Linked DNA regions of Mus musculus: all the other regions are linked to region 1. A link is a loop called in an ENCODE intact Hi-C map of the cell type or tissue named here. Cell type or tissue: left cerebral cortex. All regions are shown on one strand.

Region 1 (4,000 bases):
GAGAGAGAGAGAGAGACCCTCCCTCCATCCATCAATAAGGTGGACAGCAATCAAGGAAGACTCCTCACGTTAAACCTGATTTCCATTCTATCGTGTACACATGTTCCAGCACATGCACACACACATGCATACACACATGTGGGAAAAAAAAGGAAAAAAAAAACTCCTCTCAGTCTTTTTAATATTTCAAATTTAAAGCAAGATCATAACTTTATAATGTTCAGGTAAATGATCAGGCAGTCTGATTAGTTATAAATTAGCCCTAACACTTTGCCAAACTCAAGCAAGAAAATGTCAATGGAAAAAAAAAGCAAAATTGTTGTTCCTTAATTAAAAAAATCATGTGTTAACATTAAAAACATGTATTAAAAACCACATATAGCAGGCAAGCAAGGGACATTCTTGTAACTGCATTGCTTAGGAGGGATTAGGGAAGAGAGCCCAGGTGTTCAAGATCTTAATCAAACAAGGCAAAACAAAACCCACCACTCCTGGCATGATCTATAGAATTTTAGCTGACTTTCTTTTGAACTGCATTGGCATTGATGTACTATTCTTCTAAGGACAATTTAATGATTTTGTAATAATATCATGTCCTGGATTTCTCGGGTCACTTCAGGTTTTGAATGAAGTGAGTTTCATGTTTCATGTCAAATGAGTTTAGTTTGTAAAATGTGGTCACTGACTCTTTGGAGTAACTGAAGTACTAATGGCCTTTAGCAGGGTGCAGCACTTCTATTTCTGAACCACAATTGTCAAGTTAAATGGAATAAAAGCAAAACTCATTCTGTGAGTCTAACCAATAAAAGGCCCTTAACAACACAGGGCCATTTTAAAACTTCATGACTTTAAAAACACAATTTCACATATGCAGCTATAAATTTATAGACGGCTAGTCATCCTTGCCACATTAAAAAAAATGAAAATATACTCGAGAGCTATTGTGCTTACAAGATTCAAAATAATCAGGAACCCAAACGTATGTTTGTGTTAATAAAGTAGGACTTTGTTTCCAGACTGTAATTCATATCCTTGGTAAGTCAGACCTAAGGTGATTCGTTGGCACTTGCGATGCTGTAGAAGGGTAATTATCTGAGGGAACTAAGTTTACTTTAATGAATTTGACTCATTATGCCTTGCAGAACCATGGCTATGCAGCGAACTGCAACATTTAGAACATTTGGAAATCTCATTCTGCTTTAATTACTATCCTTTGTAACAAGAGGTTTGCTCCTAACTCTACTCTTTTTTTTTTTTTTTTTTTTTTTTTTTAAGTTAAAACGCACGCCTTTAGGAGGGGAGAAAGCTTAAAAGTTGACTATGTTCAGAATGGTATTTAGGATTCCTAAAATTAACGGTGGTTTTCCCCGAGTCTACCAGCAGTGATCACTCTCCCTCCCACGATTCCCTGCAGGTTGGGATGTGAACAGCCCGGGGATGCTGCTGCAAACCCAGTGGGAGAGGGAGACAGGACTTTACCGGCGACACTTCGGCACTGTTGCTATGAGTGATTCATTCGCATATGGCACATTTGTGCCAAGGAAACCTCCTCCCGCCGCTTCCTTCTCCGAGCTCTCCTCAGACTGTCTCCGGCGCCTTGGCCTTTAAGGAGAAGCGAGAGAACCGGGAGCAGGTGGGCCCGGAGCAGCTCGCTCAGCCCGCCTCCCCCAGCTCTTTCCCTAATTTAGCAGTACTTCCGGCCGCGTGACATCATCCCCCGCACAAGCTGACGTGAGCGGAGGGTGACGTATGTGCGGAGAGGAGCGCGCTGACGTTGCTATTTAAAGGTCCTTCTGCGGGGAGGATGGAGACACAGCGCGAGCACCCGGCGTGCGGAGCGGACGAGGCCGTGGCGGCCCAGAGCCAGCGCAGGAGCCGAGCGCACTGCCCGTCCGCCGCCGGCCGCTAGGGGAGGGGAAGGAAAAAGGGACGGACCGACGGACCGGCCAGCTCATCCCCTCCGGTGTTGTTCCTCAGCGCCCCGGTCCGAGCCCGGGCCCCGCCTCCGCCGCGCCCCACCTCCTCCGCCGGCCTGCGGCGGCGGCAGCGCTCCGCCCCTCGAGCCGGGAGGGCCGCGCTCTCCGCCCCGCCCCGCCCCGCCCCGCCCCCTCTCCTGCTCCGCTGCCGTGCTCGTCTCACGCCGGCGGCGCGGACCGGGAAGCGGCGCCCTCGGCTGCGCTCGGTTCGGAGCCCGCTCCGTGGAGTCAGAGGCAGCGACGGGCGCCAGGCCGCCCGGGCCGACGGAGTCAGCCGCTGAGGGGAGTGTAAGGAGGCAGCGGCAGCCCCGGGAATGTGAGGCGGCGCGGAGCGGGAGAGACGAGCCGGGGTGGGGGCACGAGCCGCGGCTGCCGTGCCTCGGACGAGCCGCCAGCCTCTCGCCTCAGCGCGCGGCCGCCGGGAGCTTGGGGGCTGGGTGCAGGGGACCGCGCGGGGTTGGGTTCTCTGATTCATTCATTCTCCGCCGTCGGGAGCCCGAGGCCGCGGGTGCTGCGAGGAGAGGCGGGAAGAGGGGGCGGCCGCGAGCGGGGCTCCATTGTGCTCGGCGGGGGCCGGGAAGCCAAAGGAGGTGGGCTCGGGCCCCTGCGCTGCTCCCCGGCGGCTGCGCCCCCAGCTAGCTGCCAGCCTGGAAATGGCTCCGCTGCTGCTCCTCGGGAAAACGAATCGATCCTTCCCAGCCTTCTCTGCCTGCTCTCCACCTCCTCTCTGCTCCGAGTCTTAGGAGGACGAACATTCAAAGGACAGATTCCAATGTGGTGTGCCGTGCACATCGGGAGCGGCTGGGGTTTGCACTTCGAGATTTCTTCTATATAATTTTTTTTTTTAAACGTAAGGGAGGCAGTAGCATTGCTGCCTGTAGGATTTTTATTCAAGTGCACGTCGCGTTGGGTTGCACGCTCCACCCCCAGGGACCTGGTGTGGTGAAATTTGAACCCACCGCCTTAGCCCAAAAAGGCCGAGTAACCTGGCTGCCTGAGTGTCGTGGAAGACGTGAGCGAAATGACCAGCGAACTCATTTTTTATCAGACTTGCTGAAGCTGGCTTTTGCGTTTTTTCTACACGTACGCTTAATTTTGTGGAATAGTTAAGTGCTATATTCTCCGCGCAACCTTTTCAAATTCCAAATGTTTGAACATTTTGGTGTCAGCGCGAGTGAAATCATTTTACCGACAAGAACTAACTGAATTGTCTGCCTTGTTGAGTTGCCTCCGGAAAAGATCTCGGGGGTGGAAAAGCAACTGCAAAATAACAGACGGAGAAAATTCCTTGGAAGTTATTTCTGTAGCATAAGAGCAGAAACTTCAGAGCAAGTTTTCATTGGGCAAAATGGGGTAAGGATTTTGTGCTTATCACAGCTTTAAATCTGCTTATGCTTGTGTGGAGTTGAACGGTGGTGGTGACCATATTTTTAAATCCGATCCCTTGCAAAACGGGTACTACTTTAAATTAGAGATTTTATTTGCATTATTGTAGAGCGACACCAGAGGTCCTAATTAGAATGTGTAATGTTTGTAACTCAGTTATAGTTTTATTAATTATATATATATAAAGACAGTGCACTAGTCTACCCTGTACCTCTTAATTGATCAAACTGCTATATAGGTTACTAAAATTTTGCCATCTTAGGTTTGGTTGACGGTGTTGTTCAAAGAGAAGAGCTGCATTCTTCCAGTACTTTGTAGAAATAATCAGCTGTTACAAAGAGAGAATTGTAATGAGTAGTTAGACTCCAGTCCTTGAAACTGACCCTTTGTAAGTTGGTGCCCTGGCAGTGCCCTCTGTTTTATCCTTGAACATCCGAAACCAAATGTACAGCTTGGTTTATTGGGCATTAAACGAAAATCGCAGTGTTTCGATGTCCACGGTGTGGGTGCTGGAGAGACAAAGCTGTTGGTTGAAGGGACTTGTTCACTTTTTCTGTTTGCCTCAGACCTTTAGCTGGTGCCAGCGGTGTCAGATTTACATCTTCAGCATAGCCAAAAGCCGGTCTAGAGTGCATTTC
Region 2 (4,000 bases), 550 kb before region 1:
AGGCCAAGCTCCCACCTTTAGGCAGGGTTTTCAGAGTTAGGAGAGGAACGCTGGGTTTGTTATCTGGGCCACATTCTGGAGCCCTTGTGACAGCCAATCAGGAACCACCTGGAGTTTCTTGCAACACCAGTCTAAAATGTTGCCCCTTGTAGTGGTTTGATCTAATGCTGCTTGTATTCTAATGCTAATTTGGGGGCCTCTCAGACTGGTTATCCCTGAGTGACTCTGAACCCAGCTAATTGTGATTGGTAAATAAAGATGCCAACAGCCAATATCTGGGCAGAAGAGACATAGATGGGGTTGAGGTTTTGTGGGTTTGCGAAGAAAGGACCACAAGGAGGGTAGGAGGAGGAAGAAGTCATCATCAAATAAAAGGACACACGGGAGGAGAAAGGAGAGAGGCCATGGGATGAGAGACAGGAGAATGTGGTCCTGATGCTGCCCAACTGGAGCTAAGAGCAGCTCAGATGAAACACAGTCAGAAATAACTCAGTCCAACGCCTTAACCACTCGGCCATCCCAGTACTAATAACTCAGGTTTATCGTTAGGAAAGTGATTCTAACATCATGGAGGACAGGCAGCCGCCCAGCTCTATGCAGCTTAGGGTATATTGTAATTATAAAGTCTGTGAGTATGTCTTTCTTCCAGGAACTCAATAACCAAAGGCAGGGTAGAAGCCGTGGGCTGGGACTTTTAATATATATATATATATATATATACTTTACTACAGCCCCCCAACCCCCTCACTCTTTCCCAGAAAGTCCTTACACACAGGCTCACCACCTGGTAGATCTGAAGCCTGAGACAAAGGTCTAACATGTGCACAAAACCAGAATTATTGTCACCAGAATATTGCTAACTTTGGTGTCCCCTACAGGTGTCTACAGGTACAGTCTGCTGGGCTGGGCTGACACCTGAGACACTGCACTTGCTTGGCTAGGATGAGCCCACGTCAGTTCATATCTGCCTCGACGTACACGGTTCTTTACCGGTTTGTGCGTTGCTCTCTCTATGGCTCCCTTCCCCATTCCCAGTGGCAGGAGCAAAGAAGACCAGAGCTGTGCTGAGGGCCACTGGGAACCCAGCTCTAGCATGTGACTGGGCCATGTTCTATGTGATCTCATCCCAGGCCAGCTCAGGAAGTAGCCAGGCTAATCAGCTCCAGAGGACCCCCCTAGGGAAGTGTGCGTCCCTTCATGTGGCTATGGGGAGTCTAGAGCTGTGTGTGTCCCAGGCGTCCCTGGGCAAAGCATGCTTACTGTTGCTATCTTCCTGGGCTGGGTTGGGGACGAGCCTGCAGTTGTCTGGGCCAGGAGGCACCAGGTCTGGGATGCCATCGTTATCGTCATCGTCATCACATTCATCGCCGATCCCATCTTTGTCAGTGTCCAGCTGGGAGCTGTTAATGACTGTGGGGCAGTTGTCTGTGCTGTCCTGGTGGCCATCCCCGTCACTGCAGAGCAAAGATTAGTTTAGTAGGGGACAGAAGCCTCCGCTCCCAGGGGGGGGTCTGGGTGGGCTGTCCGCAGGCTGGGTTTCAGCAGACCCTATCAGGCCTTTCTCTGATAAAGCAGCTTCAGAAACAACTCCCTCACTTCCTCTGTGTCCCGAAAGAAGCCAGCCGCTTCCAGTTTGGGAAGATAAGTGTCTATTTCTATAATCTGTGACTCTGGGTGGCTGTCATCTCTAAGGACTGCTAGATGATACCTTGCTCCAAGGAGGTGTGAATGTGTAAGGCAAGAGGCATGGAGATGTGTGTGGGTCCTGGCTCAGGCACTGGCGAGCAGCAGCCTCAGGCATGATGCTGGACCAGAGAGGTACACATTCCTCATCTATAAGATAGCGATACAAACAAGGCCCACCTCAAAGGGCAGCTGATTCATTTGACTGATTCAACTATAAGGCCTGTATAAGCATCTTCTAAGCACCTGCTTCTAGTAGTTAATTCCCTTGATGTTTTCTGTTACATTGTTTTTCATGATTCCCATCTCGTGACCCTGTAAGGACTTGGACCTGAAGACGGCCACTCTTTGCCCAGAAGTGGGTGCACTGGTTTTAGCCCAGAGCTGACCCGAGTTACATCTCAGGAAACTTACTCTTGGTCCACCCGACCTTCTTCTTTCCAGGATGAAGGGCCAACTCTGGGGCACAACTGCTCTGTCTCTCAGAGCACCACCTGAGTCTTCTGGGACCTGGCTACTAGGGACCAGAGTGGATTCTCTTCTCACTCTGCCTCACTCAAGACCTTTCCTGGCCCAGAAGCTGTGTATACCCTCCAGGGAGGACACAGAGGGAAGCCCTCCTTTTCATACCAGAGGCAGAAGAGCCCCACAGAGCATGAGTTCAACAATGGAAGACTGTGGAAGCCGATTTTCTACACTTCTCCTAGCACAAGAGTGAGCTTGTTGGATCAGCACCATTTGCAGAGAGAGCCCTGTCACCTCTGAGGAGAAACAAGCAGTTCCTAGCCCCCTCCTAGTGAGGCTCAAGTTTATGGGAATTAAAATGTGGCAGAATGAGTCATTTGTTTTAGGCAAATATCTAGAGGCTGGCGGGATAGGCTATTTTAGACATTTCTATAGATGGTAACTGGAGTACATGCTGACCGGCCACTGGGACATTCTTGATACACACCACACATCATTAGGGTAGTTGTCAGAGCGCCAGTCCTACCTTATGCTCTGGGACACAGACAATGTCAGACTGCGTCACTGATAGTCTCTTCTGTGCTGTGGTACCAACAGCCACCATCTCCCACCCAAGGGATGGCCCTGTGCTGGAGCTTGCTCTGTATCAGTGTGAGTTTTCACCTAACCTGTGAGGTGTGGTCATTGTCTCTATTGCTCTGAGAGGCAATGAGCTTCTAAGGGATTGAGGAAATGCTTGCGTTCCCTTGACTGGGATGCACAAGGCAGTAATGGCAGCACAGAGAAGAGACCTGGCAGGAGCTGCCCTGAGCAACGCTGGGCGAACTGACTCTGCTGCAGTTCCTGGAAGAAGAGATGAGTGCTGTTCTGCTCTGCTTTTGGGGATCCGTACCCCTTCAGATGTGCCCTGACCACCTTTCCACGAAGCACCCAAAAGGAATGGGGATGAATGGGGCGAGGAGGGATGAGAGTGCAGACGCCTGGTGCTGAGGGTGCAGAGCCAAGCTTTTCTCCTTCAGCACCAGCTCCACCCTCCATCCCATTCTGGTTCCTTCCTGATGGTGCTGGTGATTGCACTCCTGACCTAGCGCGTGCTTGGTAAATGCTTTATCATTGAGATGGGTCCCCAGTTCTCCCTGGTCCTCATGGAGGGACTCCATGTTGGGCTAGAACGATCATCAGAACGCTTTCACACACGATAATTCCTCTCAATGAGACAGAAAAAGCATCAAGGACAATGAAAGACCGGCGATCCCCCAGCAAGCCCCTCTGTTAGGGGGTGATGGACTTTCCTGATATGATAGTAAAAACATCTAATGAGTGTAGAAACCACACAAGGCACATTTCCTGGGCTAACTCAATTTCATAACAGCCCATGAGCTATATATCTACAGCCACTCCCATTTTACAGGTAAGGAGACTGAGGCACAAAGAGATTAGATCATGAATGACATCTGGCTGTCTCATTCCAAACTCTCCTGCAAGGCTTCATGATCTGACCTCTCTTCTGAAAAATGGTGTAAGTGTTGGTTGGAGCTGACATCACTCTTCCTTACGTAGCACTTTCAGAGAGGTACAGTGGCCTGGAGCAAAGATGGACCCACTTCCTTCCTGGAACCCGATCCATCCACAGCCTGGACACACTGCCAGCACAAAGCTCTGACAATTCCCACTGTCCCCAGACTCCCACCTGTTTCCATGTGGCTGGGAGGCATGCCATACCTGTCTTGGTTGGTGTCACAGGAGTCCCCAACCAGATCGTTATCCACATCCGACTGCAAAGAGAGCAGAACGTGTTATTTACCACTGGGCCTGCATGTATGGACTGTTCCCAAGAAGGCAAGCCTGGCTT
Region 3 (4,000 bases), 61 kb before region 1:
TTGGTTTAGGAAAAGAATTGCTAGCTTCTAATTGGAAGAGAAAGGAGGAGGAAGGAAGGACTGAGGTAGGAGGGAAGGAGGGAGGAGAGAGCTCAGCTGGGGGGGAGACGAGGCTGTATGGGAGCTCTCCTGGGGCCTGAATCTTAGCAGAGCTTTTCATTCTCTCCTATAATTCCAGGAATGAAATAGACATGGCAGTTATAAAGAAGTTTTGCAAATTTGCACTCCAAAAAGGACCACGGCCAAAGCTTTTCTGGCTAACCGCATGTAACTGGTTCAATAAATGAGTTTGACTCCATCAGGGGTGAAGGAAAGCGACTCTGCTCTTTCTAGTTGCTTTGCTTTCAGACCCTTAACGGGTCCTTCTCTGCTCTGATATAAACTCTCTGGAAAAGCCCCCAGCTCTGCTGCCTCTGCTCAGATATCTGCCAGCCCAGTACCATTGACAATCAAAAGGTTACACTCTCGTTTGATTCAAAGATGGTCCCCAAGCCTCGCTCCCCTGCCATCTGTCCTCAGAACTGAATTAAGCTTGCAAGCCTAAACATGGGAAATATTGAAGGGGGGTGGTGGCACAAGAGGACGCTCCTCTTTCCAGCTCCACTACCTTCTAAATTTTTGCCTGCCATTCGTAGCTTTCTTGTAGTCCAATGGGAGTGTGTGTGGCATTAAAACAAGAACATAAAATTAAAAATTTAAAAGTCTCTACGATGCATCTTAAGAATTATAAAGTAATACTGTCAGTATCTTCAACGTTTCTTTTATGCTTGATGCCCCTTTCCTTCTTTTCTGGGTAACTAAGACATTAAAACTTGTTTAATCATTCCTTACTTCTAATTTTTAAAATTATTTATGTGTACCACTATGCATTTGTTACCCCGTTCTGCCTGGCTTGCAGTGTATGTATGTGGGATTATGTGTAACTTGTTCACGGTGTTAGTTCTTCAACCGTTGATACACTAAAGTATAATTCATTCAGCTTTGCTACTCCATAGTATTTAGCACTGTGAGTAGACCACGTTTAGGTACCCGCTCAACTGATGGTGAACACTTAAACTGTTCAGTTGTCTCTTTATGAACAACACTGCTATAAAACAATTCTATGCATGGGTCTTGCTGTGTGTATGGACAAGTCCTAGAGTAAAAACCTAAGTGGGGAGATTTAGTAAATCAAGATAGATTTTTCAGTTAGAAGGAATAAGTAGGAGAGCTGTTCTACATGATGGTAGCTACAGTTCATAATAAATTGTATATTTGAAGATTAGTGAGATTTCTAAATGTTCCAGCTACAAAAAAAATTTAATTGATGAGACATTGCATATTCCACATCTCCTAGACCATCCTTTCTACAGTGAGTCAAAGTAAACTGTTCAACATCAATACACACAGGGTTTGCTTATCTACCATAGATAGACAAATAGTAACAGTGATCGAAAGGAGCTCCTGAAGCAAAGAGACAGAAGCTACAGTGCCCTCAGAGTGTGCATTCGATGGTGACAATGATGGTTTCCTTGCTGAAACTGATTCAGTGGGAAGAGCACACGCTATTTTGGGCTCTAGAATGTTACTTATTATCTATTATTCCAGGAAGGCATTCAAGAAACTTCCCCCAGGTTTCTTGGCTTCTATGGGCTGGAAGGATAGATATTTATCAAAGATGGCAGACGTTTGCCAAGGGATGCTGTTGAAGAGGAACTGAATTGGTGCTAGACAAGAGAAACCAAATGACATCAAGGATATCTCTGTTTACAGTGCGGTATTGTGTGTGTGTGTGTGTGTGTGTGTGTGTATACTGAGCCCAGAGCTCCTATATTCTACCACTGAGCTGTACGTTCAGTGCCTGCTCTGTCCCTATTTATGGATAGCCATGTGATACCAGACAAACTAGGTTTCTTTCTGAGTTTCAGTTTCATGTTCAAAAGTGTGGGTTTGATGACCTTTGGGTCATTTGAGCTCTGACAACAGTCTGATTCAGTGACTTCAGAAGCACTCCTGGAAACAACAGTTTTGCATGCCCCCTTGTGGTGGCCTCTAGCACTGCAATTAGAGAAGCAAGCTTTAGAATGGTGGTTACTGACTCAAAAATTTCCCTGAGCTATAAATACATTTAACAATTAAAATTAAACAATATAAAAACCAAAGATATTTTGAAGTTATAGTTGTTCTTAAAAATACGTTTAAACTAAAAGTTTCTGTTTCACATAAGTATGTTTTGAATAATTGTGTTTTTTAGTAATACAGTTATTATTTTGCATTAACTTTTTTGTAAATACTTTTTTTGTGTGATACTGGGGATCAAACTGGTGTTTTGTACTATGTGGCGCATTTCCTTGCATATTCTTGGCAGAGCTCTACCACTGCAATACACCCTTTACTCTCCTTTTCTAAGGCAAATTTATTGTTAATAAAATATAAAACCATATAAGTACATACTGGTACATGAAACCATACACGTTGTATGCATTATGGGGAACTCTGTGATGTTTCAATATATGTATATATTGTAAAATGTTTAGCTCAACTTAAACATGACTCCTCAAATATTTACAATTTTATAGTAAAACACTCAGAAATCATTTCTTATACCTTTTTGAAGTATGCAGCAATATTTTCTTTCTACAGTAACCCTACTACAACAGCACACCAGTACTTCTTACTCTAGTTATACCTTGGTACCTACTGACCGAGTTTCATCATCTCCCTTCTCCCCTCTCATCTCTAGCAATCACCATTCCATTCTTGTCAGTCTGTGAGGTATGTGGGTGTATGTGTGGTGTGAGTGTGGTATGTGTGTGTGGTATGTGATGTGTGATGTGTGATGTGTGTGGTATATGTGTGTATGGTATGTGTGTGTGTGGTGTATGTATGGTATGTGTGTGATGTGTGTGTGTGTATGTATGGTGTGTATGTGATGTGTGTTGTGTGTGTAGTGTGTGTGTGTATGGTATGTGTGTGTGTGGTCTGTATATGGTATGTGTGTGATGTGTGTGTGTGTAGTGTGTGATGTGTGTGTGTATGGTGTGTGTGTAGTGTGTGATGTGTGTGTGTATTTTGTGTGTGTGTATGGTGTGTGTGTGTGTGGTATGTGTGTATGGTGTGTGGGGGGAAGAGGGGTGTAGATGGCTAAGGTCAACATCAGATGTTATTGCTTTCTTTAGTTGCTCTCTACCTCTTTTTTTTTTTTTTTTTTTTTTTTTTTTTTTTTTTTTTGAGACAAGGTTTCTCAGTAAGGGGAAGCAGTTAAGATGGCCAGCCATTCAGCTTCAGGGACTCACCTGTCTCAGTCCACCCAAGGCTCAGATTACAGGGGCATGCCACCAACCCCACCTTTCACTGCTTTCACCAGGGTTCTGGGAATCAAGCTCAGGTTCTCAACTTCCAAGTCGGGCTCTTGGTAGACTGAACTATTTCCCCAGCCTGTGGTCAACCTTTTTTATTCACATATAGGTAAAATGATGTAATGTAGTATTAGTCTTTGTGTGCTTGCTGTATTTCACTGCACATAATGATCTCTAACCTCATTGACGATGACAAGATTCGATCTTTTCTTCAGAGACTAGTCCACAGAACCACATTTTCTATATCATCAGCTGACAAACACTTTGGTTGTTTCCATTTCCTGGCCATTGTGATGACCGTACAGTAAAAAAGACTACACAGATGTGTCCTTAGTGTATTGAGTCACGTCTGTCAGATGCGTGTCCAGCTAGAGCATTGCTCGAGCATTTGCTATGTCTTATTTAGTTGTGTGTGTGTGTGTGTGTGTGTGTGTGTGTGTGTGTGTGTGTGTGTGTGTACTCTCCTGCATATACGTATATGTACCATATGTGGACCTGGTGCTTACAGAGGCTAGAAGAAGGTGGAATGAGAGTTATGTATGATAGTGGGCTGTCTTGTGGGTGCTGGGAACAGAACCCAGGTCCTCTGGAAAAACAGTAAGTGCTCTTAACTGCTGGGCTACCTCTCCAGACCCCTATGTATTTCTTTTATTTGTAATTTT
Region 4 (4,000 bases), 250 kb before region 1:
AGAGAACGGAAGGCTGTTTCTCAAGTGATCAAATAGGATCAATAACTTCCTGAAGATAGAATACAGAAGAATTTTTTAAAAATTGAGGCAGTCCCATGGGTGTGGATATGAATGCTCATAAAGATATATCTTTGTGCAGAAAAAGCAAACTGGTAGGAATACATGTAGGATTGCTGACATTTGTTAGGAAATTATAGATGCTTTTATGTGAAAGGTTCAGATTGACAGTCGCTACCTTTGGGGATGGGAATTGAGAGACAAAGAATAGATACAAAGAAAGTTAAGGTTTTCTATCTTCCTTTTTTTTTTTTGTCTTTTGAATTTGTACCATAAGCACATATAATGGGTCCAAAATTAAAGAATGAACTTTTAAGAGCAATAGTTCTAGGTAGTGAAGAATCCACGAGTCGACTGGCCGTGTTTACAGAACCTCGAACCACACGTGCACTTCAGCACTTTGAAGTAGGTTTTCTGGTCATTTGATAATCCAGTACCTTGACCATGAGGGGAGGGACACATGCTTACGATGACTTGAGAGGCTGACAATTGTGTGAAATAGCTCTTCTCTGTACTGCTGTGTCCTGGGGAGGGGGTGGCCTGTGTACAAACAGTATGGAGGAAGCCTGTGCCCCCACTCCTGGAAGCAGCCATGGGATGGTGCCATCACCATAGTGCACAGCAGATGGCTAAGTATGAACTGTTGTTTAAAAACACAGTTGGTTCTTACTGGATTCCTGTTGGCAGCACCAATATCCAGCCAGCCAGGCATTGCCACTCTCTGTGAACTGTGAACAGAGTGCATGCTGGCTCTGTAGGAGGAGTAAGAAAGGCAGCATTTCCCACCCTGCCTGGGCATCCAAACTGCTAAGTTTTGAAAATTCATTTTTAATCAATTATTTTGTTGGATAGAGTCTCACTCTGCAGTCCAAGCTGGCCTTGAATTCACTTGTAAGCTATGTTGGCCTCCATCTCCCGGTCTTCCTGCCTCAGCCTCTAGGATGCTGGGATTCCCAGCATGGGTCAACCTCACACAGCTTCTGAACTGGGTTCCCGAGGAGAGGCCCAGGCACCTGAATTTTGCAAGTATCCCAGCTGACTTTTATCGGATAGGGAGGGGAATGAAGGAAAAGGGAAACTGCATAACATAAACAATATTAAATATAAAATCAAGCCAGGATGGTGGCTCATGGCTGTAATCTCAGCACCCAGAAGACTGAGGCAGTAGGATTCCTGAAAATTCCAACCAGCTTTGGCTACAGAGTAAGACCATCTCTCAATACAACAACAACAAAAACAAAACACAAACACAAACACAAAAGACATTAGCATACATGCATTTGAAGCTGTGTATAAATCCTTAACTAGCCATAAATATAGAAAATTTATAAGGTGGGGCAAACTCAGTTAAACCAGAATTAAGAAGAAAATTCTTTATATCCTAATTTTCCACAGTTAAAAAGACTTGGTAAATAAAATTTTAACAGAACCATTTTTCTTTTGATAAATAAGGATATTATGAGACTCTGTGTTACTAAATATCACCATTATTTTATAACAGTGCAGAAAAACAACGCAGGCACTACACACTGACAACAACAGGGCTTGGGCTTTCCCATGGCTCAAATCTGTCAGAAAATCAATGTGAGCCAAAGAATCCAGGAGAAAGATCCTGGATCCTCCATCTTTACTCCCCAAAGCCTGAACAATAGACACTGTTTATATTTCCGACAGAGGCTCTCAGGACTCAGATAATATTAATTTCTCTGGATCCTCCGAGTTCTCCTTTACTGCCCCCCCCCCCCGGTCATCTATGTGGACAGTTACTTGAGGTCTCCTAGGCCAGTCTGCTGAGAACAGTGATTTAACACCTCTGCATTCAGACATTGTTTGAAAACGATTAATAGGTCTGTTTATGCATCTTTTGTAAAACTTGCTCTTAGAGACGACTATTGTCTTAAGAGCCCTTATATAAAAATCTCCATGAAAAATTCATCTCACAGCTGAATGTCATGGAACATAATTGTCTCTCTTGGTGAAATGTTGTGCTTCCTTTTAAAAGAGGAGTGAGTTATGTAATCTCTTTCCTCCTCTCTCTCAATCTCTCCCCCTCTCCTCTGTTTTCATTTAAGCTGACAGCAAGTTCAAATTTGGAGCTTATCTTCCACTGAGGTTCTGTTCTCAGCCTGATCTTTCTGACAGCCTTCTCCCCTTGCATTATTTGGCTCTTGTACCCACAGAGCTGTCTTAGGGGCTCTGTTGTGCCAGAGTCCTTTGCTGGGAATGCCCTTCAGGAAACAGACATAGCATAACTGAAGTGGAGAACAGGTTGTGTTCCCATTATTTGAGATTCTATGTACAACCAGGAGGATGTGAGGTATCAAATGGCCAGTCAAGTTGTAGTCTTTCAGGTAGAAAGACTTTGCTCAGAAAATGCTGAATGCCTGGGTTAAACGTGGCTCAGCCAATAAAGGCTAGGCTCATCACCGAAAATTTAAGGAAACGCTAAATGCCGAGAACACTGGGGGAAATCATCGCGTTACTCCTCTCCCAATGGCTTCTGCAAAGGGATCAGAAAAACAATTCCACATAAGCATAACCTATTACCTCTTAATTACTCAGTGAATTTGGGCTCAGCCTGTTAGTGATCCTCCTGGGACCCTGTAAAGCAAGTCTGGAGCAGTATTTGTCTCTTTTACCTACCGCTACAGAGAAGGTCAAAATACTTGCTGTTGCCTCATGGTCAGTCACCACCTATCTACCTGAAAGCTTAAGAAAGTTTTCAAAACGACAGAAACTGGGGTTCCTCCTGGTTGCTGGTAAGGATAGAGCAGCAGGGGTTCCGGCTGGAGCACCTGACTGTAAGTGGCAACTCTGTTCCTGCTCCAGTTGGAGGCAGCATACATAGTGGATTCACAGGCCCAGCACCCAAGCAGACCCTTCTAAGGATGCTCACCCTCAAAGGTGTGGCCCAGAGAGGACCTCCGGACACCACAGCCTAAGGTAGAGGCAGTGACAGGAAGCTCACTCCCAGCTAATTTGTGGAGTATTGCGTCTCTCAGATTTGTCATTCAGTGCACAACTTCTCTGCACGGCCCACACAGCTAATCCCTGTACTATATTTCTCTCAGTTTTCCTCCTCCACCCACACTTCTGCTGACTTCTCTCTGCAGAGGAGAGACAGAGCAGCTGAGGAAACAGCAGAGTGGTGAAAAAAAAAATTGAAAGTGTTTTGAGCCCACCCGACCTGGGGAAAGCATTCAAAGACAAACAGGAAGAAGCTGACTAGGAGACCCTCCATCTGGCACACAAGCCAGGGACCGTCATTCCCACCCACCTCCACACCTCCAGTCCCAACAGGGGTGACTAGCTGGGACCATACTTGGGTGCCCACATTTAAAAAAAATTTAGAAGAATTATGAAAAAGCTCCTTTGCTCTGCTATTTCAGACACTGTGTCGGGGCGCAGTAGGCCGGCTCATTCCATTCAACCCCCACCCCAACCCCAGAGAATCCAACCAGCACCAGCACCAGCACCAGCACCAGCACCAGCACCAGCACCAGCGCTGTTAGTCTTAAAGTAGAATATCTAAGAGGTCATCACACTGGGAGAAGGAACGCAAGTCCTCGGATGGATAATTTCATTCTGGCTGCTGAAATGAGAGTGGCCAGCCTTACCACAATCAGTGAGTCAGTGCCCTCCCTTCCTCCATGAGTACAAGAGTGTGTGCACATGCGTGGCCCTGGGTTTGGGCATGGGCGTGGGTATGCTTGTGCGCATACGTGGATATAGGTGCGGGCGTGGGCATGATTCTTTTCTCTCCTTTCTTCATTTCAATTCTTCTTCCTAAAGCATTCCAGAGTTTTAAAGGTTCTCCCTCACCAAGTATATAGGGTGAGAAAAAAAATGGAGATGTATATAGTTATTATTCCTTCTCTTTTGCTGCTGATTTCAGCTGGTTACATATGACTTGAAGTGGGCAAAGCCCAGAGGAGATTGACTC
Region 5 (4,000 bases), 92 kb before region 1:
TCTCCCTGCAGAATTTGGATAAATTAATGACACTGCCTCCTAAGTTTATTTGCTGTTGTTCACTTGGATATATATTTAGAGCTGATTGCTTGGGATTACATGGCCTCTCAGGAGCTTACTGTCTGGATAAAACTGACTCTTCTCTCAGCAACCATTAACTGTCTAGAGGTGGGCCTTGAGAAATACACCCTATATATGTTGGCATGTTGAGTGGTCTTGTTATTTTTTTAAGTATAAAAATTTCTTGCCGGGCATGGTGGCACACGTCTTTAATCTCAGCACTCGGGAGGCAGAGGCAGGCGGATTTCTGAGTTCGAGGCCAGCCTGGTCTACAAAGTGAGTTCCAGGACAGCCAGGGCTATACAGAGAAACCCTGTCTCGATAAACCAAAAATTCTTAACAATATTTATGAGTTCATATTAACCTTCTCCCATACCTCTTCACTACCTAGTTAGGTTTCCATCCATCCATCCATCCATCCATCCATCCATCCATCTGTCCATTCACCTATTCAGTCAATAAACAAATATTTAATATCTTGTGTTTACAAGATTCTATTCTGGATAAATAGTCTCTGTAAAGATGTTTTGGGGGGCTGGTGAGATGGTTTAGTGGTTAAGAGTACCGACTGTTCTTCCAAAGGTCCTGAGTTCAAATCCCAGCAACCACATGGTGGCTCACAACCATCCATAAGGAAATCTGATGCCCTCTTCTGGAGTGTCTAAAGACAGCTACAGTGTACTCATGAAAGAACCTAGTGGGGAAAACCCCACTCAATTCCCGATTTGGCGTGCACCCAAGAATCACGAACAGAACAGAACTCCTTGATGTAAAAACACGAGGTAGTTTAATGACGGAGCTCTGGGTCGATAAGTATCTCACACAGGATTTGACCACGAGGCTTGGAAGCTAGGGGTTTTTATAAAAAAGGGGCTGGGGCTGAGGGAGGAAATGGCGAGGTTTCACATGATTGGTCCATTTAAACATCAGCAGAACATTTAACTTAGTTCATAAGGGCTGGAGATAGGGAGGTGCTGGGCCAGTCCAGACATGTCATTCTCTTTATCTTTATAGCCAAGCAGCCTCAGGAATGTCTTAACAAGGGACTGCCTGGGCATGTCCTGGCCTGTTCTGTTATGTTCTCAGCCCCAGGTTTCAAAGTTCACAAACAACTTTTTGGGCTATTTGACATAAATTACATGAATCACAGGTCTCAAGTTTTATTTTCTTTCACTCACATATAATAAATAGATAAATCTTTAAAATAAAGATGTTTGGGGAGCAGGGGAAGGGAGGGGAAACTAGGAAAGGGAATAACATTTGAAATGTAAATAAAGAAAATATCTAATAAAAAAATCAAAATGTGTCACCTTTCAAGAGATGAAGATGAAGGTAATGAATGATGAAACAGAATAAACAGCTGCATAGAAAATTGTCCAAAATTCAGGACCAGAAAATTATAAGTAAGCAAGAATTGAAATCTTTTCATGAAGGACAAGGGTTTAATTTGAAGAAGCCTCTTTTCAAAAGAAAACACGAAAGGGGGCTAGTAGAAAAGTAAATCCACCGTGTAGGAAGAGAATTCCCATGAGTATCAGAATTTAATGCTTAGTTTCTAAATTTTTCTGGTTGTATTTTGCCTTGCTTTATATCATAGTCTTACAATTTCTTCTGTAAAAAGTTCCACTCAGAGCATTTTTTAGGGTGATGCTAACCAGATGGCTTTTTCTAATCTTCCACAGGGGGAAAATGCAAAGCAGGACTTGAAGCCAGCATTGCCACCTACAAGTGAGGACTGTGAAAGGGAAAAAGACTGAAACTCCAGTCATCTGGATATTTGTCCAAGCTGCCAGAAAACTAAGAATAGACCTGTAGAACGGGGCTTCTGGTTTATACAAAATAGAAATGTGTTTAAAATAAAATAAGAAAAGAAAAAGAACTTCAAAGCCTTGGCATTATTTGAAAACATGAAGTCTGTTTGCCTATGTATTTTATCTTTGTTTCAGCTTGTCATTCTACTCACTACCTGGGTCTTTGCACAAGTTCCCTTTCTTTCTGGTATGTGTCTGTGTGTGTGTGCGCGCGCCCTCATTTGTGAGCCGGAGAGAGGGAGCATGCATGTGCCGCAGCATGTGTGTTGGAATCATGGGACAACCTAGGGTATCAATCCTCATCTGCCACCTTGTTGGAGACACTCTTGCTGCATGTTACACATGCTGGGCTTATGCTTGCCAACTTCCAGGGGTTCTCCTGTCTCTACCTTCTGTCTCCCAGTAGAGGCAAAATTAAGTTTCCCTACTTGAATAAAGATGGTAGACTTGCCTCTTTGTTAGTTTGAGTAAATTATTAGTGCTGTTGAAAACTTAGTAAGGCTAAACATGAATACTTAGTGCTATTAAAACTTGTATAAAGACGCTATTATCAAATATTTAATAAAGTTTGTTAAGAATTGGATTAAAATCTAACCACTCAGCTGCCGGTCTATCTCATATTTTTTGGAGTTTGACCATGGTCAGTCTTAACCATTTGTGATGGTTTGTATATGCTTTGCGCTGGGAGTGGCACTATTAGGCAGTGTGACCTTGTTGGAATACGGGTATCACCATGAGCATGGGCTTTAAGACTACCCCCATCCCCATTATAGCTGCCTGAAAGTCAGTCTTCTTCTAGTGGTCTTAGATGAAGATGTAGACCTCTCAACTCCTCTTGCACCATGCCTGCCTTGCTTCTGCCTTGATAATAGACTGAACCTCTGAACCTGTAAACCAGCCCCAATTAAATGTTGTCCCTATAAGAGTTGCCTTGGCCATGGTATCTGTTCACAGCAATAAAACCCTAACTAAGACACCATTATTTAAAACTTTACCTTCTACCACTGACATCCATCAAAAAGTCAAACCAGGATTCATGTAAACTGCTCATATGCACCCGGCCAATGGGTGAGAAATATTCCCTGGTTCCTCTGAAATGTTCACCTGAATGGCTTGATTACTACTATAGCAGATGAGTCCTAAGTGGGATTTCAGCATTAACATTGATATGGTAGATACAGAACAAATATCTGCCAAATTGAACTTTTAAATTTTAGCTTCTTCAATTACATAATCCATTAGGTGGCTCTGAATTCTAAAAACAAAACAGAAGTAAAGCTCTTCATAACTAAGTCACATGATGGACTTCAGCCCTCTGTCTTGTTTCAGATAATGAGCATGAAAATTGGTCAAGTGCTTTTCCTCCCAAGGTCATCCAGGAAACTACTCCCTGGGGAAGGTGGGTGTGTGTAACTGGGGGAAGGGGAAGAATGGGGCAAAGTGTGACTGAGATGGTACCAGGCTGATGAGTAACCGCTACACTTACCAATCTATCCAAACACCAGCCAGCACTTTGCATCTGAGAAACAGTTTTAAAAAAAATTAATGAAAAGCACGGACCATGCAGACAAATAATGAAGAGAAGGCTTGCAAAATTGCAAAATCAGATAAGTTTTTGGTTGGTTGGCTAGTTGGTTTTTAATGTGTTCTGCCATCTGTAGAATGACATGCCTGAAACATTTAAGCGCTTCTGTGAACTTGTCAATTGTTCAAAACCATTTTGAAAAAAGACAGCATTTGAAATAAAGCTGAGTGTGTAATCTGGAAACTCCACGCCTAAATATACACCCTACAGAAATTCTCACCCAAGTGATGTTTCCCATCATGTTAATGACAGAATTGTTTCAAACAAACAAACAAACAAACTCTTAAGACCGGTGACACAAATACTCACAAGAAGCTGAGTGAAGGGCTGGAGACATAATTCCATGATGCTAGACTTGCTTGGTATGCACAGGTGCAGGGTTCACTTCCTAGGACCATCATCACCAAAACAAACAAACAAAACAGAATAAAGACTAATAAATAATGAGTTTGCTCATAAAAAGGAGGATAATACTTTTTGGAGTGATGTTGTGGTACATTGTGTGAAGATGTGTTTCTGTCTTTCCTTGCCTGTCCTGATATGG
Region 6 (4,000 bases), 230 kb before region 1:
GTGAATAACCCTTCATATTCCTGTAAGTCACCCAATAAAACTCATTGGTTCCCCAAGTTCGGTTTTGATGTTATCTATAATTTGGTCTGTCATGGCTCCCTATATGGGCCAAGTAGATATATGTGTGTGTTGTAACTCCCCAGGAAATATCTGGCGTATGGTCTTTTGTCAGAGTCACATAATACATCGTCACTGTTATATGGTAACAGGTCATTTTTGTCTCTAGAGATGGATTTAACCAACTTTATACTGTGCCCACAGTTACCTCCACAGAAACTTTTGTCTAAATTAACTTTACATTTCAAAAGATTTAGATTTTGTGGGTCAGTTGGTGGAACGTTTGCCTAGAATGGAGGAACCATGGGTTTGGTCCCCATGACCATGTTAACCAGGTGTATAGTGACTCCTTGAATCCTAGCACTTAGCCAATAGGCCTGGGAAGACCACAACCTCAAGGTCATCCTTAGCTACAAAGTGAATTGCAGGACAGTCTTGGATACATGAGACCCTGTCTTTAAGAAAAAAAAATAATCAACTTTAAAAAATAATTGTTAAGTCTTAGCAACAGTGAGATATTCTACCATATTTTTCCTCATTATAACTGGGCTCCTGCGTTTTGCAATGGGTTGTTGATACTGCCACATGCTCATCTAATTTCCCAAGCATGTGGGTCTGTCTTCAACAAGCAACACCGAATGCCAGCACTCCCCGCACTGATTGACTCATCAGGATATACAACCTCAAGCTGCCTGCTCTTAGGCCTCATCAGAAGTTCTGAGCAGAGAGATCTGCACAAAAGTTTAGCTTGGGAGGTCTGCCATCTGTTCTCCACGCTAAGCAGTGTCACGTCTATCTCCCATTACTAGGTGCCACTGGATGGCTATACCATACCTAGACCCACACCTTGAGGATTGCGAACTCTGAATCTACAAACCTGATACTCAGTGTTGTGTGTGCATGAAACTTACTGTGGAGGACACTGGCCTATGTACAGCTCACCTCCCCTCTACGGAGCAGAGCACACCACACTGTCTCTCAGACTTCAGCACAGTTAAACCTCCATCTCTCTGAAACGTTCGGATGACACTGCCTTCATGAAGATGAGCATCGCTTACTTGCTCCTGTTATTTTGAGCCCTCAAAGTCTAATCTGAATCTCAGTATCAATGCTCGTGTTGACCATTGTGATATCTGAATGCTCTCCCCTGATACCAATTTCCAGATTGTTCCTTTCCTCTAACATAGTAGTATGTGGTTGTTGAAGGATTTTGTTATCATTCCTGTAAGTGGCTAAAAAATGCTTTGTGGAAGTATAATATCTTAATGTGTATATATTTATTTATATACAATTTAATTTATATATTTTTATATACAATTGTCACGTGTATAGGACCTTAATTTACAGTAAGATGCAGAAATATATGCCAGCATCTGTAGCTCTGCAGCAATCTTACCATTTATTTCTTGATCATCCTGAGGCTCCTCTACACAGTATACCTGGAATGAGTCCACAACATCCTCCTTGTTCACGCTCCAGTACACTGCAATTGTTGTGCTGGTAGCAGAGCTTGGTTCCTGGGGTTCTAGTCTGGGAGGCTGTGGAACTGGAAGGAAACACAATTCACTATGACTAATGCTATTTTACTGACTGTTGTGTTTAAAACATGTTCAATGTGTTGTTAAAAAAAAAAAACCAACAATACAGAAATCTATGGGATAAAAGTAGGAAGGTTCCCCACTGCAACCTGCAGCCTAACTCCATTCCTTTGATACAGCCACTATTAGAGTGGAGTGTGAGGAGCGTGCGCGTCCCTCCATTGTTTCCCCTGCATTTCTGTAAGAGCATAAGCAACACAAATAGAAATGAACAAAAGTGCGCCCCCAGCTGGGGTCACTGCATAACTACTCTGTAGTTTTATACTTAGAGAAATAAACTTACACTGACTAATTGACTATGCAATAACTTGGCTTTGGATATGCTTTTTAGATAAGAAAATGATATACTGTTCTATATTGGCACAGTTTATAACAATAAAAAACAGTGAATCTTTTTCAGATATAGGATCTTCAAGTGAAGGAAACATAGTAAATATTAGACTAGAATGTTTAAAGCTGCAATCCATCTTTTTTTTAACATAATAGTCCTACAATTGTTTTAATTAGATGTAAAAATAGAAAAGAGTAGAAGTGACCTCTTGATTAAATGCCATGTAAATTGTAGATGCCTGATGTAATCCATGGTTCTGAATTTTAAAGACAACAATATCCTCAAGTGTTTTACTGGAGATTCTTGAAACTTATAATCATGTGTATTGAACACTAGTGCTGCATAAAATGCAATTATCTTCCTGCACTTATTAAACAAGATCATTGCACATATTTTACACATCAGAGAAAAAGATTATTCTCATAGTTAAAAAGACATCATGCTTTTAAAATTTGTGTGTTTGTGTGTGTGTGTGTGTGTGTGTCTTCCCCATCCAACAAGTTCATGAGAGATAAGCATACAGGAATAATGTAGGCCGAATTTATAAGTTGACACTCAGGGAAAAGAAAAAAAAAGTTAGTTCATCAATAAGGTCAAAAATGAAAAACAAAATAAATGAATTTGAAAAATGGAATAAAAAGACCAATTGAAATGATTCAATAAAGATAAAGAAGTGAGGAGTGATGCAGTTATAAAAAACGGGAGCAAACGAGGAGAATGGTGAAGTTCATAGGCCAGAACAGAAGCTGGCTTCTAAACGAGAGGCACCCCTCCCCCTCTCTGCATCACATAGCCTCAGGGTTATGTCCTAGGCTTGTTAAACGAAGCAAGATAATGTAGATCGAGTGTTTGAACTGTGTCCGCTAGAAGCAGCATCTGGGGTGGCAAGACAGCCGTGGCAGGAGGAACAAACAGTAGAGAAGAGAGCAAAGAACTCCTAATCGTGAAGGCTGAACTGGAGTCTGAGTACCTGGCAGGCAGGTCATAGAGGCCATAGAGACAGGACACACTGAGCAGACACCTGCCTGCCTCCTGCCTGCCTCCGCCTTTCCCTGAAGACTGACAGCTGTATCTTCTAACAGAGAACCTAAGAGTGGTTCTCAATGCTACAGCCTTTAATACAGTTCCTGTTGTGGTGACACCCAACCATGAAATTATTCCGTTCCTATTTCATAACTGTAATGTTGCTACTGTGATGAACTGCAATGTAAATGTCTGATATGCAGGATATCTGACAGCCCCAAGGGGTCACAACCCACAGATTGAGAGCTACTGCTCTGAAGGTGTTCGTCCACAGAGAGGATCCAGCAGATTGTTGTGTGGCCCAGGTCTATAGAACAGCCAAACAAAGCACTTCAACTATTATTAGTCTTTGAAGCAGCATGGAGAGCTTCCTGGAGCATGAATAATGTGAATGATCTTCCCAGTATAAATTATACACAGGACTGGAGCTAACCTTGCAAAAAATGGCAACATCGTTCTATATCCTTTCTCTCTAGCACAACTTCACAAACTTAAAAACTGATTGTCAACCCCCCACCTACCACCTAACTTTAAGGTAGAGCCGCTGCAGGGAACTAAGCATAACATGCAGGCTAGAAGTGATTTTGTTTCCCATCCAAAGAGTTAAAGTTAAAATATCCTTTTCTTCAAACAGGAGATACTGTTACTCTTAAACATGCTCCAAAGGGGAATAAGAACATCACATAGACATAATCTAATAATCATGGCTACATTTATAATTCATATTTGGCAGAATGCTGGGACCTAGATCTTATATGTTAGCAACTCTGCTTAAACTTTTACAGGGGTAAACTTAAATAAGTGTGATGTCAAAAAATACAAATGGAATCTTGGGGCTTCTTTGCCAGAAGCTCGGGTGCAGGAAGAGGAAGCTGTGGAGCCCCCCTGACTGGCAGGATGCACCCATAGAACATTTTCACACTCAGGGAGCTACACAGTAATCAGCTGAGATTCCATTACCTGGGGCCAAATATATATTCCACTCAACCTC
Region 7 (4,000 bases), 300 kb before region 1:
AGAGGCTCCCCACACTTTAAGAAAGCATTTGTCTTGGAATAGGACTGGGACGGGGGTAGATGAATCTGAATGGATCTTCTGATTCTAAAGGTCTTAGATAGCACTTCCTGAAGGAAGAGTTCTGACTGAAACACCGTGTCTTGTCTCCTCCCCTCTCCTCTCCTCTCCTCCCCTTCCCCCCTTCCCATTTACTTTACTCTCCTCCCCTTCCCTCTCCTTCCCTCCCCTCCCCTATCTTCTCTCCTCCCCTCTCCTCTCTTTCCATCCCCTCCCTTTCCCTCCCTTCTCCTCTCCTCTCTTCCCCTCCCCTCCCTATCCTATCTTATTTTATCCTATCCTATCCTATCCTATCCTATCCTATCCCTTCCCCTCCTCTCTTCTCTTCCCTCCCCTCTCTTCTCCCCTCCCCTCTCTCTTTCTCTCCTCTCTTCCCCTCCCCTCTTGTCCCCTCTCCTCTCCTCTCTCCTCCTCTTCCCCCCCTCTTCTCCCTTCCTCTCTTCTCTCTCCTCTCCCTTCCCCCTCGTCTCTTCTCCTTTTCCCTTCCCTCCCCTCTCTTCTCCCCTCCTCTCCTCTCCTCTTCCCTCCCCTCTCTTCTATTTCCCTCCCCTCCCCCTCCCCTCCCCTCCCCTCTCCTCTCCCCTCCCCTTCCCCCCTCTTCTCCCCTCCTCTCTTCTCTCTCCTCTCCCTTCCCCCTCGTCTCTTCTCCTCTTCCCTTCCCTCCCCTCTCTTCTCCCCTCCTCTCTTCTCCTCTTCCCTCCCCTCTCTTCTATTTCCCTCCCCTCTCCCCCTCCTCTCCCCTCCCCTCCCCTCCCCTCCCCTCCCCTCCTCTCCTCTCTTCTCTTCTCTTCTCTTCTCTTCTCTTCTCTTCTCTTCTCTTCTCTTCTCTTCTCTTCTCTTCTCTTCCCTCACAGTTCCCCTACCTCTGCCTTCTCCCTCCCTCTTCTTCTCCCTCTCATCTTCCAGTTGAGGTGCACACCTTTCCCAGATCTCCACAAGTGGCTTGCCCACTGCACATTCATCATTAGATGTAGGAATGCTAAGTTGAAGCTTGCTCCCGAGGTCTGTCCAAGGTCTGGCTGCATGCAAAGCTCATGCCATGGTTCATCAAATATTTCTGGATAAGAAGAGGGCATCGATCGAATGAGCAGTTCATTCTGGTTTTATCACTGAAAGAACTGTGTCCCGGAGATTGAGCAAAACAAGCTAATCATCTGCCTTAACAAGGAGAGGAAGCAAATGGGGGAAAAGGGGAGACAGACATGAAGGACCAAGGAGGAAGTGAATTAAATGAAGCTGATGTGGCTTTGGGGCAGAAGCTCTGACTTGGTCAAAGTTGAGTGACAGATGAGTTATTGGGACCATGGGGAGATCTGACGAGCTCATCCCTATGTAGGAGCGAAGGGGCCGTGAGCCAGGCTTTATCTTGTCATAACTGAAGCCTGGAAATAGAATCATGGTATTGATCTGGAAAGCACCTGTGGAGAAGGTAGCCTTCGTTGGGTTCTACACTGGATCCTGAGTGTACAGAAGAAATAAGAACAGGTCTCGCCTCCTGGGACTTCAGAGGGAGCATGCTAAGGAAATGTGCCAACGCTGCCTGTGGTGGGCCTGCGGTGAAAGTCTGCACACACAGCTGGTAAACACAGTTGGTACCCAGGACTGACACACTCACTACGCAAGGAATCCTGAAAAACAAAGTGTTTCTCCTACACAACAAGCCTTCTAGCGGGTATCCCTGCATGTTGGAAAGAGACCTGTTGCCTTATGTGTTTCAAAGGAACATGTAGGCTTTCACTTAAATTAGACTTGATATCACGGGCAGGTGGACACGAGGGGCCACTGGATCAGCAGACACTGGTGGGAGGCCTGGAGAAGAGGAAGGCTTAGGAAATTTCCACTAAGCTCAGGCCAGATGGAGCAGATATCCCTCAGATAACAGCCCACTGGCTCCTTCCTGGGCCGCCCATTTTCTAATGCTCCCAGGGCCAGTGGCCAGGCAGCTGTCCCCTAGCCCACAGACATAGAGCAATAGGCCCGAGAAGTGGGTCATGGCCAAGTAAAAGTGGTGTTGATAACTTTGTGTCATAACCAACGAACTAGAGACCAGGTTAACATTGAGTGGACTACACCATTGATCTCTTGGTTGGTTTTGACCTTATCCATGAGTCCAACTTCCACAAGACTGGCATGGTATCTATTAGCTATTGACAAGTTTTCTTTCATAAATCGTAACAGCTTCCTTTTCCCCTATAGCACATGTAGGGAATGTATTATCTATGGAATAAAATATGTTTATGAGTGATTTTCAAACAAACAAACTTGCAGAAAGCCCCTTTCTCCACAGGCCAAAGGGAAACAGATACAAACTAAGCCTTCTCAATTAAATTAGCATGCCTAAATTAAACATTCCTTTTATCTATGTCGCCTTCCTTCTCTTCCTTGTTGTGGCCGGGGGTGGGTATGACAGTGAAGCAGGGCTTGTTTTCTTGCTTTCAAGAATCTGCAAGTAATTGGGGTTGAATCTTGTCACAGGGAAAAGCTTTAGAGCTCAGCTTAACAAGCAGACTCATAAAGGAAGCCTTCCCTGGACCATCTGCTTGCTGCAGGCCATGACAACAGATCCCTTAAACATAGCGAAGCTAGGGAGGAGGGGAGGTGGGTGTGAGGAAGGAGGTAGGGCGCTTTCACAGAGACGGGAGACGGGAGACGGTAGACGGGGCTTCCCGTTGAGACTTGAAGGATAAATAGGAGTGTGTGGCACACTTAAACATTAACAAAGGCTCATAAAACATGAACCAGGACCCATGGTGCAGATGAGTCGAGGAGAAACGAGCTTGGATCAGCACTGTGCTTTTAAGACAAGCAGAGAGGGACTGGGCATGATAGCCAAGTGAGATTTCCCTCCAGGGTCCAACTAGGGTTCATGTTCCAGTTGCTGCCCTTGAAGATACCAAGAGGTCCCATCTTCCCCATTAGCAGTAGAGATGGCTTTTTAAAAGGTGAGCTAATGGCTTGCAGAAAGCTTTTTATAACTCAGAGGTTAAAACAGGGAGGCTGCGGCTCCTTTCACAGTTAACCGGAGAGTTCTTGACCAGCACTCGTTCCCCAAGCTGGCTTGAGTTTGGGGTTCACTATACCCAGTTTCTTTACTGCTTTGTGCATCTTCCAAAGCTCTCCTTCCACTCTGAGCTGCTGGGCTCCTGCCTCTACAGCGACATTTTCTTCCCTTCCTCTCTCCCTTCCCGCCTTCTCAGCTGTCAGAACCTGACTCAGCCGGAGCTGTGTGGGAACAGCATGGAGTGAATCACCGAGCAGTGATTCTGAAGGGGACCTGATTACCCCCTAGTCCGCCAGGCACATCTTGTTCCTGCCTAGCTGACCATTTTCATGGAAGCTATTTTTTGTGTATGAGACCGTTACTCCTGGACTCCAGGCAGAGTATAAAAAGCAGAGCGATAGCTCATGGGGTAGTTGGTCAGAATCATATTTCCCAGGGCACTGACCGGGATTTTGACAAGACACAGCTGGCTGAGGGAGTATGCTGGAAAACTTAGCCCTGGGGTGAGGAAGAAGAGGAGGAGGGCCCTTTAAATAGCAGGTGGCTTCACTGTTTCTATAAATGAGATGGTACGTTTCCACTGAGCGCTGATTACAAAGATGGTCTTTTATTAGACAGCTGTACCAACCCATAGGCCAGCCCTTGAGGCTCTATCAGGGAAAATTTCCCTGCGGCTCATAAACATGCTTGGATGCACATCTCTGTTCAGTGCCAGGGCTGTTTGTTACTGATTTCTGCCTGTGGATTCTGCGCAGGCCACAAATGAGGGGCCTGTCAGGGATGGAGGGAGAGTCATGGGCCAGAGCCTTGTTTCAAACACTGCCAGACTTAGTTATCCTCTCCATTTGTGTATTTATCTTAGAGCAGGTTGTCCTCTAAGACACTGTTGAGACACTGAAGAGAAACACAAGTGCTCTGTCCTAAGAGAGAGAGAGGAGAGGG

Evidence for each region. A loop is a pair of places that touch in the nucleus more often than their neighbours do. Peaks named below come from ENCODE experiments on the same cell type or tissue, not always from the same donor. Only the 100,000 strongest peaks of a DNase experiment are listed, where the experiment ranks them.
Region 2: it touches region 1 in a loop (6-fold over the local background); 6 of 42 quality-filtered maps call a loop at or near these places.
Region 3: a loop joins it to region 1, with 4 times the contacts of the local background. A loop is called at or near these places in 4 of 42 quality-filtered maps.
Region 4: it touches region 1 in a loop (15-fold over the local background); 4 of 42 quality-filtered maps call a loop at or near these places.
Region 5: it touches region 1 in a loop (8-fold over the local background); 3 of 42 quality-filtered maps call a loop at or near these places.
Region 6: a loop joins it to region 1, with 4 times the contacts of the local background. A loop is called at or near these places in 2 of 42 quality-filtered maps.
Region 7: it touches region 1 in a loop (6-fold over the local background); 4 of 42 quality-filtered maps call a loop at or near these places.

What each region holds. Positions count from the first base shown.
Region 1 is chr13:93,301,974-93,305,973 of GRCm38, forward strand. It overlaps Homer1 (homer scaffolding protein 1), which reads left to right and starts at 1,784. Exons shown (of 10, transcript NM_147176.4): 1 at 1,784-3,329. The coding sequence starts at 3,325. In left cerebral cortex, CTCF peaks have their summits at 1,406 and 1,908; DNase peaks (open chromatin) are centred at 1,664, 2,439, 2,871, 3,197 and 1 more place; H3K4me3 peaks cover 3,255 bases; H3K27ac peaks cover 3,300 bases.
Region 2 is chr13:92,756,662-92,760,661 of GRCm38, forward strand. It overlaps Thbs4 (thrombospondin 4), which reads right to left. Exons shown (of 22, transcript NM_011582.3): 15 at 3,871-3,923; 16 at 1,261-1,454. Among named protein-coding and RNA genes, the nearest start is that of Thbs4, 36 kb to the right of the region's middle. In left cerebral cortex, a CTCF peak has its summit at 2,491; DNase peaks (open chromatin) are centred at 1,398, 1,689 and 2,602; H3K27ac peaks cover 1,145 bases.
Region 3 is chr13:93,241,352-93,245,351 of GRCm38, forward strand. No RefSeq gene overlaps it. Among named protein-coding and RNA genes, the nearest start is that of Gm41020, 45 kb to the left of the region's middle. In left cerebral cortex, a CTCF peak has its summit at 2,034 (motif pointing left); DNase peaks (open chromatin) are centred at 4 and 2,008.
Region 4 is chr13:93,055,587-93,059,586 of GRCm38, forward strand. All of the region lies in intron 9 of Cmya5 (cardiomyopathy associated 5), which reads right to left. It overlaps Gm31745 (a long non-coding RNA gene), which reads left to right and starts at 3,406. Exons shown (of 4, transcript XR_382755.4): 1 at 3,406-3,682. In left cerebral cortex, no CTCF peak of the experiment used is centred here; DNase peaks (open chromatin) are centred at 743, 2,156, 3,201, 3,700 and 1 more place; H3K27ac peaks cover 3,410 bases.
Region 5 is chr13:93,210,145-93,214,144 of GRCm38, forward strand. No RefSeq gene overlaps it. Among named protein-coding and RNA genes, the nearest start is that of Gm41020, 13 kb to the left of the region's middle. In left cerebral cortex, no CTCF peak of the experiment used is centred here; a DNase peak (open chromatin) is centred at 1,794; H3K27ac peaks cover 1,248 bases.
Region 6 is chr13:93,067,826-93,071,825 of GRCm38, forward strand. Cmya5 (cardiomyopathy associated 5) reads right to left here. Exons shown (of 13, transcript NM_023821.3): 7 at 1,454-1,603. It overlaps Gm31745 (a long non-coding RNA gene), which reads left to right. Exons shown (of 4, transcript XR_382755.4): 4 at 867-1,699. Among named protein-coding and RNA genes, the nearest start is that of Gm4814, 3.5 kb to the right of the region's middle. In left cerebral cortex, a CTCF peak has its summit at 1,881; DNase peaks (open chromatin) are centred at 749 and 1,816.
Region 7 is chr13:92,997,450-93,001,449 of GRCm38, forward strand. No RefSeq gene overlaps it. Among named protein-coding and RNA genes, the nearest start is that of Gm41019, 6.4 kb to the right of the region's middle. In left cerebral cortex, a CTCF peak has its summit at 2,418; DNase peaks (open chromatin) are centred at 2,604 and 3,376; H3K27ac peaks cover 3,255 bases.